2 separate regions of the Homo sapiens genome follow, and region 2 is linked to region 1. The links are chromatin contacts, found by Hi-C or POLR2A ChIA-PET in ENCODE. All regions are on one chromosome and are shown on one strand. Each heading gives the region's core, a stretch centred on a gene start or an enhancer-like site at or near the end of the contact. The rest is flanking DNA. Distances are from core to core; before and after follow the strand shown. Region 1 overlaps DTX1 (deltex E3 ubiquitin ligase 1). Region 2 holds the start of SDSL (serine dehydratase like).

The links. Hi-C counts contacts between places; a loop is a spot of excess contacts on that map. ChIA-PET counts read pairs that join two places held with the same protein, here RNA polymerase II (POLR2A). Pooled maps may share reads with other maps.
Region 2: a loop to region 1 is called in a pooled map, with 4 times the contacts of the local background. The contact joins the promoter of SDSL here to the enhancer-like site in region 1. A Hi-C loop is called at or near these places in 3 of 37 single-sample maps with no recorded cell type and 4 of 50 pooled maps. POLR2A ChIA-PET finds 5 or more read pairs at or near these places in 1 of 52 experiments (GM12878).

The regions. Positions count from the first base shown.
Region 1 is chr12:113,072,697-113,077,239 of GRCh38, reverse strand. All of the region lies in intron 2 of DTX1 (deltex E3 ubiquitin ligase 1), which reads right to left. Among named protein-coding and RNA genes, the nearest start is that of DTX1, 18 kb to the right of the region's middle. Within about 2 kb of position 1,844, at least 5 of the 41 ENCODE cell types and tissues checked have a DNase peak (open chromatin) inside an H3K27ac peak, as active enhancers do; they include GM12878, where a contact is called at or near this core.
Region 2 is chr12:113,419,732-113,424,274 of GRCh38, reverse strand. It overlaps SDSL (serine dehydratase like), which reads right to left and starts at 1,895. Exons shown (of 8, transcript NM_001304993.2): 1 at 1,798-1,895.

The DNA of each region.
Region 1 (4,543 bases), core at 595-3,094:
GCATGAGGTTCAGCACAGGCTGGAGGGTCAGGACAGGCGGCAGCCAGGGTGAGGGGGGCCGGGGCTAAAGGTTCAGCGCATAGCACTGGGGCGAGAGGTGGGCAGGGGCGCGTGGTCAGTAGATTGGGCGTAGGGGCGGGAGAGCCACCAAACAGGGTGGGGGTGCCAAGATAGCCTGGGGTAGGAAACCAGCAAGGTGTGGAGGGCTCCCCCACCCTCCACCTCTCCAGGGCCAAGACAGACACTGAAGTGGGGGTTATCACAGGCCCTGGATGGTGCGGGGGAGGGCAAAGGGGGCCTGGGGGTTCTTCAGACCAGAGTCAGATAAAGTGGGGCAGGCATAGACAGAGACCAAGGCCATGCACATAGGCCCCATGCAGTCCTCTTCTTCATTATAGTTTGCTCACTCATTCAATGATTCATTCATCAATCTGTTCATGCCTTAGTTCATTAATTTAAGCACTATTTCATTTAGTCATTCAACAATTCTTGCATTAGTTCATTCACTTATCCATGCCCTAGTTCACATATTCATATATTCCTTCATTCAATGATTCATTCATTCATTGATTCTTTCCTTAGGTCATTCATTCGTGCCTGCAGTCATCCATTATGTTATTTTATTTTATTTATTTATTTAGAGACAGGGGTCTCCCTATGTTGCCCAGGCTAAGTCTCAAACTCTTCGGCTCAAGCAATCCAACCGCCTTGGCCTCCCAAAGTGCTGAGATGACAGGTGTGAGCCACCATGACCGGCCCCACTTTTTTTTTTTTTTTTTTTCCAGGCAGAGTATTGCTCTGTCGCCCAGGCTGGAATACAGTGGCACAATCTAGGCTCAATGCAATCTCCGCCTCCAGGTTCAAGCGATTCTCCTGCCTCAGCCTCCTGAGTAGCTGGGACTACAGGCATGCACCACCTTGCTGGGCTAATTTTTGTATTTTTAGTAGAGATGGGGTTTTGCCATGTTGGCCAGGCTGGTCTCGAACTCCTGACCTCAGGTGATCCACCCACCTCAGCCTCCCAAAGTGCTGGGATTACAGGTGTGAGCCACCGCCCCTGGGCCCCTTATGCTTTTTTTAAATTGATACCTTTATGTATTCTCCATCTTCAGCCCACTCCCGTATTCAGGCATTCAGACATTCCTTCATTTACCATCATCCTATTTAAAAATGTGCACCCCCCACGTACTTTCCCCTCTCTCCTTCCCCGCTCCATTTTCTCCCTCAGATATACTTCACATTCTACCCATTTATCTTGGTTTCTGTCTGTCCCCCCCTCGCTAGAATGTAATAGCCACAAGGTCAGGGATTTTGTTTTATTTACTGCTATATCCCCAGCACCTGCACACAGCAGGTGCTCGAGCGATATTTGTTGAATGAATGAATAAATTCATTAGGTCACAAATGGATTCTTTTTTTTTTAATTCATTCACACTTTGTGCTCATCCCTGCATTCGTCCATTCCTTCATTTGCTTATTTGTTACTTTCATTCATCTGTTTGTTTCATTTGTTACTTCCTTCAACAAACAACTGCTGACTGCCAGGTGGGCCCCCTTTCATAAAGGAGGGCACTGAGGCTTTACTCCAAACCACAGCTTCATGTTTGCCAAAGCTCTGCGTGCTCCCCTGACAGCAAGGCTCCACGGGAAACTCTGGGCTAACCAGAGATAACCCAAGGTCCAGGCCGCAGGACTTCTCAGAGCCTTTAGCCTGCTCTGTGTCTTGGGGCTGATGAAGTGAGTCTTTTGCTGGGTTCATTTGGCACACCTGCAGAAAGGCTGCACACTTGACTTCCCCTCAACTGCGGGAAAGTCCCTTAAGCCTCCTCAGGCCTTAGTGGCCCCATCTCAAAAAGAGGGGTGATCATCCATGACCCAGCCCTTCCCTCTCACACAGTATTTGGGGGAGGAGTGAGTGAGAACAGCTGCAGAGGGTCTGGGTGGGACCCCAGGGCTGGGAGGCAGACAGCCCTCACTTCAAGTCCTGACTTTCTGACTTTCCAGCTCTGTGACTGTGCGTAGGCAACTCAGCATCTCTGGGCCCCAGTTTTCTCATGTTGAAAATGGGCATAAGCAGACATGCAATAGAAGACTGCTGCGTTTGCCAGCTGTAGCAACAGTTGCTTGTGGGGTTGCTGAGAGGATCAATTGAGATAAATACCGTGTCTACTCTGATGATTCCAAAATCTGCCATCTTTGGCCCCGTCTTCTCCCCTGGGAGCCAGGTTCATGACCCTTCCCTGGAGAGGTTTAACAGGCACCTTGAACTCAGCTCTGCTCTCCCCTGCCCCAAACCTGCTCCTCCTGAAGTCTTCACATAGCAATTCCTGGCAGCTCCTGCGCTTCCGGATGCTCTTCCTTGGACCCCCAAATCTTGGTCTCATCCTTGACTTCTACCTCATATCCCACCTCCAATCTGTCAGTAAATCCAGTCATCTCCACCTTCAAACACATCCACATCTGACCACTGCTCCCCACTGCACTCACACCACCCAGTCCCCGCCATGTTATCTCTCCTGCCTGGACCATTGCAGTAGACTCATGACTGGCCTCTGTAATCCATTTCCCATACCGCAGCCAGAGGGATCCTGCTCAATGCAAGTCAGATCACATCTTTCCTCTGCTCAAAATCCTTCCTGGCTTCCGCTCACTTGGAGTAAAAGCCAAAGTCCTTGCCATGACCTACAACGAAATCACACATTGTGGGGCCCTGTCCTCCTCTGGCATTGTCTACCTCCCCCTTATCACTCACTCCATTCCAGCCACCCTGGCCTCCTTGCTGTTCCTCAAATACACCAGGCACTGTCCAGCCTCAGGGCCTTCTCACTGGCTGTTCCCTCTGCCTGGAATATGACCTCACCATTCCCAGATGTTCTCATCATTTCCTCCCTTCTTTCTTACAGGTGTGTGTTCAAACATCTAAAAGTGCAGCCCTCCTATTGCTGTCCTCTGAGCTTGCTTTATTTTCCTCCCTGGCACTTGGCATTACCTGACTGACTATATATATATATGAGAGAGAGTCTTTCTCTGTCACCCAGCCTGGAGTGCAGTGGCGTGATCTCGGCTCACTGCAACCTCTGCCTCCCAGGTTCAAACGATTCTCCTGCCTCAGACTCCCAAGTAGCTGGCATTACAGGTATGTGTCACCCAGCTGATTTTTTTTGTATTTTTCGTAGAGACGGGATTTCACCATGTTGGCCAGGCTGGTCTCGAACTCCTGACCTCAGGTGATCCACCTGCCTCAGCCTCCCAAAGTGCTGGGATTACAGGTGTGAGCCACTGCGCCAGGCTGTGACATGATGTATTAATCTGCATGCATTCTTTATGCTGCGTATCCTCACTCTAGGCTGTCAGCTGCAAAGTCAGGGATCTTGTCTGCTTTGCTCACTGCTGTACTCCCAGCACCTGGCACAGTACCTGCACACAGTAGGACCTCAAAACCTGGAAGGCATTTCCATTGTTAATTGGCATCTTCCTCGGGTGCCTGGCCCAGGGATCTGCAACCAGATAGGGGAACTCAGACTGTTCCACACTGGTGTGTCCCTACTCAGGGCTGAAAGAGCTTGTCCTCTGCCCTCTCCTCTGTTAGAATCACAAGGGCTACAGACTAGCCTTGTGCCCTGCCAACTGGACAGGCCCCAATAGCTGGAGAAATCGAGGCACGGAGCTATGGCTATTGATATGAAAGGGGCGGGGTTGAAGAGGTGGAGAGGTTGGACTGGCAGCCCAGCCCCAGGAAATAAGGTCCCTGGGCACCTACCATGTTCCAGCCAATCAGACAAAAACTTCCCCTGCATCTCTGGGGCAGCCTCACTCTGATGCCTGATTTATCATTTTAATTGAGTGTGTGCAGATTGATTTCTTCCCTGGTGATGGGGCTTCCTCCACAGTAGGCCCGGGAGGAGGTGAGTTAGAGAGAAAACCCTGGATCCTGCTCCCACCTGCTCTTGTGTGCTGGTCTTCCCCTCTCAGGGCCTCAGTTTCCCCACCTGCAAAATGAGGGGTTGTGATGACTGATCTTCAAGGCTGATGTGCCTGAAGTACCACCATTCAGCTCCTGGTGAGGTGAAGGCAGTGTATTACCTGAAAAATGTGCAGGATAGGAAGGGAAGCAATGGGAACCCGCCTTATTTAACTTCCCCTGTGTGCCAAATCCTGAGCTCGGCAGGGGAGGGGCCGGGATAGGAGGTGCAGAGTGAAGTGATTCAAGCAACTCAGAAGTCTCTCGGGTCGAGCCAGGTGCAGTGGCTCATGCCTGTAATCCCAACACTTTGGGAAGCTGAGGCGGGTGGATCATCTGAGGTCAGGAATTCGGGACCAGCCTGGCCCACATGGTGAAACCCCCGATCTCTACTAAAAAATACAAACATTAGCCAGGCGTGGTGGTACGTGCCTGTAATCCCAGTTACTCAGGAGGCTAAGGCATGAGAATCGCTTGAACCCAGGAGGCAGAGGTTGCAGTGAGCTGAGATCACACCATTGCACTCCAGCCTGGGCGACAAAGCAAGACTCTGTCTCAAAAAAAAAAAAAAAAAAAAAAAAA
Region 2 (4,543 bases), core at 646-3,145, 350 kb before region 1:
AGAGGCAGGCGGATCACCTGAGGTCAAGAGTTCAAGACCAGTCTGGCCAACATGGAGAAACCCCGTCTCTACTAAAAATACAAAATTAGCCGGGCATGGTGGCGCATGCCTGTAATCCCAGCTACTCGGGAGGCTGAGGCAGGAGAATTGCTTGAACCTGAGAGGCGAGGTTGCGGTGAGGCGAGGTTGCAGTGAGCCGAGATCGCGCCATTGCACTCCAGCCTAGAGAGTAAGAGGGAAACTCTGTCTCAAAAAAAATAATAAAAAATTAAAAATTAGACCCGAAAAATGAGAACCAACCAACCACACAACAAACTGCAAGAAGAGCGTGTACATGGCAGGACTATTGTGAGGATTCAATGAGCCTGCATGGTAAGGGCACCCATGTTGGGTGTCTGTCCACTTGGAATTGGGTCTCTCTTCCTTTTTGGTGAAATCCCCAGATTTTTCCCCTGGGGATCCTGGGATTGTCAGGATGAACTCCCCCTACTCCATAATCCTTCCGCTTTCTTGTTTTTTTGGTGTTTGTTTTAGAGACAAGGTCTCACTCTGTTGCCTGGGCTGGAGTGCAGTGGCACGATCATGGCTCACTGTAACCTTGAAGTCCCGGGCTCAAGCAATCCTCCCACCTCAGCTTCCTGAGTAGCTGGAACTGTAGACATGCACCACTGTATCCGGCTGATATTTTAATTTTTATAGAGATGCAGTTTTGCTGAGTTGTCCAGGCTGGTCTTGAACTCCTGGCCTCAGGTAAATCTCTTGTCTCTGCCTCTCAAAACACTAGGATAACAGGTGTGAGCCACCTGTTGGCTCACAACAGATGAGTCATTAACTCACCATTGACTCCATTTTATAAACAGTGAACCTGAGGTCCAGAGAGATTAAGTAACTTATCCAAGTTCACACAGTTAGAAACAGCATAGCCAGAATTCACACCAGGCAGTGTCTTTGGCATCTGTGCTATTAACCGCGATGCTATACTTTCTCTAATATACTAGTGTTATCGTTACTATTATGAAAGCTGCATGCATTTAATATTTATTGCCAATTGTCCTTTGGAACCAAATGCTCCTGGCTCAGTTTCCAGGCTTCCCCAGCCCTCTTGGTTATACTGACTCACAAGAGGACAGCAGGCATCAGTTAAATGAAAAAGCCCCAAGTTGCCAACAGCCTTATCAACCCCAGACCCCATCAGGCACCTGAGGTCTGGGACTGAGCTGTCTTGGCCCAGGGACACACACCTCTTGTCCCGTATGGCAGCCACCAGGGCTGAAATGGGGGACCTGGGTCTCCCTGCTGTGGAATAACCCAGGGGAAAGCAGGGGGCTCAGGCTCAGGTCCCAGTCATGCCAACCTTGGCCAAGTCACTTTTGTCACTGGGCCTTACCTGTCACATCTATGAGTTGAGGTAAGGACCACCAGTGCTGTCCACCTCACTTGTCCCCAAAGCCTTTCCCCAGAGGCCACCTTGGTGGCACTCCACAGCCAAATCCCTGGTGCCAGGGCTGGGACACCTCGGGCTGGCCCCTTGGCTGGCAGAATGCCCAACCCTGCCCCTCTGGCAGGCAGAACCCACTCTCGCCCTTCAGGGTCCCCAGCACAACACTTTCTTCTGCAGGGCACCCTGAATTCAATCGACATTCCCAGGAGGGCCTAGAACACGCTCAGGCCCTCTCACTCCCACCTGCTCAGCTTGGACTTTGCCCAAAGCCTCCCAAACTCCTGCAGCCTCTCATCAGCCTCTCATTCACACACACACTGAGCCCCAGGGGCCCCAGCTGGCCCCAGACCCCTTACCTCCCTGCCCAACTATCCCAGACCAGCGTGGCCCCAGCTCCTGCCCTCCAGCCTGCCAGGGAACCAGCTCTTTCCAGGAACCGGCTCTGTCCAGCTTCAGGCAGCTTCCGGCAACCTTGGTCCCTCCTCCTTTGTTAAAGAGAAAGCTCCAGACCCTAAGCCTCCGGGTGAAGACGGAGGAGGAGAGGGGATGAGAGCAACCCTCACCGCTTTCCCGGGCACTGCCTATGACTCATGCACCACCCTGTCTCATTTGACAGATGAGCAAACTGAAACTCAGAAAAGGGAACTTATTTGGCCAAAGCTTCCCAGACAGCAAGGGGCAGAGACAGCCTTTACCCCTGGCCCTGGGCCATCTCTTCCGGGATGCAGGCATCTCCATGTCTTCTCATTTTAGGTCTAGTGATTGTCCCGGATGCTGAACCACTGTTGGGGTCAGCTTAGGTCTGGGATGGGAAAACAAGGACAAGGGAACTTTTTTTTTTTGAGACACAGTTTCATTCTTGTCCCCCAGGCTGGAGTGCAATGGTGCGATCTCGGCTCACTGTTACCTCCGCCTCCTGGATTCAAGCGATTCTCCCACTTCAGCCTCCCAAGTAGCCAGGTTTACAGGCACCCACCACCACGCCAGCTAATTTTTGTATTTTTAGTAGGGACAGGGTTTGACCATGTTGGCCAGGCCAGTCTCGAACTCCTGTCCTCAGGTGATCTGCTTGCCTCTGCCTCCCAAAGTGCTGGGATTACAGGCGTGAGCCACTGCACCTGGCCAAGGAAACAATTATTATAATTATTATTTGTGACATGGGAAAGGTATATTTTTGTCTGAAGCACCTCTCCGTCTCGGATATTTTACACGCAGCATGAGAACCCAAGCAATTATTTGCTACTCAGATGAATGACTGACCATTCATTCATTCATTAAATGTTTATTGGACACCTACTATGTGCCAATCCCTGGAACTTTGGCCTCAAACAAAATAGCATGTCCTCTGCCTTCACAAAGCCCTTAGAGAGGGCCATTAGAGAGCACTTATTAGTGCTATCAGATGTTAGCAGCTGGCAGGGTGGGGCAGGGCTGTGGAACCCAGAGCAGGCACCCCGCCTGGCCCTGGGGGGCTGGGGAGGCTTCCTGGAGGAGGGGAAGTCTGAGTGGAGCCAGGAGTCAGGCACAGGGAGTGCAAAGGTCTGGAAATGAAAAACATGATATATTCCAGGGTCAGGGTAGTATCCAGTGGGGCTGGGAGGGAGAAGGCAGGGGTGGGGAAGCAAGTGGGGTTGAGGCTGGAGATGTGGGCAGAGATCAGAGTCCACAGGGATGCCTGTACCAATCCAGAGTTTGGACCTTACCCAGGGGCACTAGGGAGCCACAGAAGGCTTTAGGTGGGGGGAATGACATGGTCAAATTCATGTCTTGTCTCTGCACCATCTCACTGGGTGAACCTGAGCAGCTCGTGCCCATCTCTGGGCCTCAGTTTCCCTATGTGGAAAGTGGGAACAGGAAGACCTGGCATCACAGATGTTGTGTGTCCTTCTTGGGCTGTTTCTGATCTCCCCAGGTTTGATGATTAACTCCCAGCCACTTGGGGTTAGATGGAGCTGCTTGGCCGTGATCCTTAATGTGGACTCTGGCAAGTTTCTACCCATCCTCGCTTTAGACACACATCCATCCTTGTTGGGTGCCTTGTCCTGGACTGGGTACTGGGGACACAGAGGTGATAAAATCCAGTTTGTGCCTTGAAGTGGCCCCCAGCATGGAGGGGAGAGGAAGACACCCAATTCGGTAGCAACAATAACACTTCCTAAGATGACAGAGGGCAGAAAGTCCCCATAGGGTAGCTGGGGATGGGGCAAGATCAGGGAGGGCTTCTTGAAGTAGGCAGAGACTCAGCACACAGCTCAGACTTTGACAAGAAGCAGACTAGCTGCATTTAGTGCATGTCTACTGTACACCAACACGTGCATGCTGTCCAGCGTAACCCACACTGTTTATTTGTTTGTTTGTTTGTTTGTTTGTTTGTTTTACAAACGAGGTCTCACTGTGCTGCCCAGGCTGATCTTGAACTCCTGACCTCAAGCAATCCTCCTACCTTAGCCTCCCAAAATGCTCGGATTACAGGCAACAGCCACTGCGCCCAGCCCCCAAAGGTTTTTTAATAGTTGGCAATCTATTTCTGTGTGCATTAGGAAAGATGTGTGTATGTATGTAGGTATATATATATGTGTATACATATGTATGTGTATGTACATATAAAATATCAGACCCATAGTTTCATGGATATGATGGCTTAGGAAGAAGCTAAGGTAGGTATTAAAGTTTAAAAATGGAGCCTCTTTAAAAAATATATTAATTGGCCAGGCATGGTGGCTCATGCCTGTAATCCCAGCACTTTGGGATGCCGAGGCAGCTGGATCACCTGAGGTCAGGAGTTTGAGCGTGGCCAATGTAGTGAAACCCCATCACTACTAAAAATACAAAAAGCTAGCTGGACATGGTGGTGGGCGCCTGTAATCTCAGCTACTCGGGAGGCTGAGACAGGAGAATCACTTGAACCGGGGAAGTGGAGTTTGCAGTGAGCCGAGGTCGTGCTATTGCACTCCAGCCTGGGCAACAAGAGCGAAATTCCGTCTTAAAAAACATATATAAATATATATATGTGTGTGTGTATATATATGTTTATAAATATATATATTTGTATATAATATATATTTATATAAATATATATACTTGTATATAATATATATATTT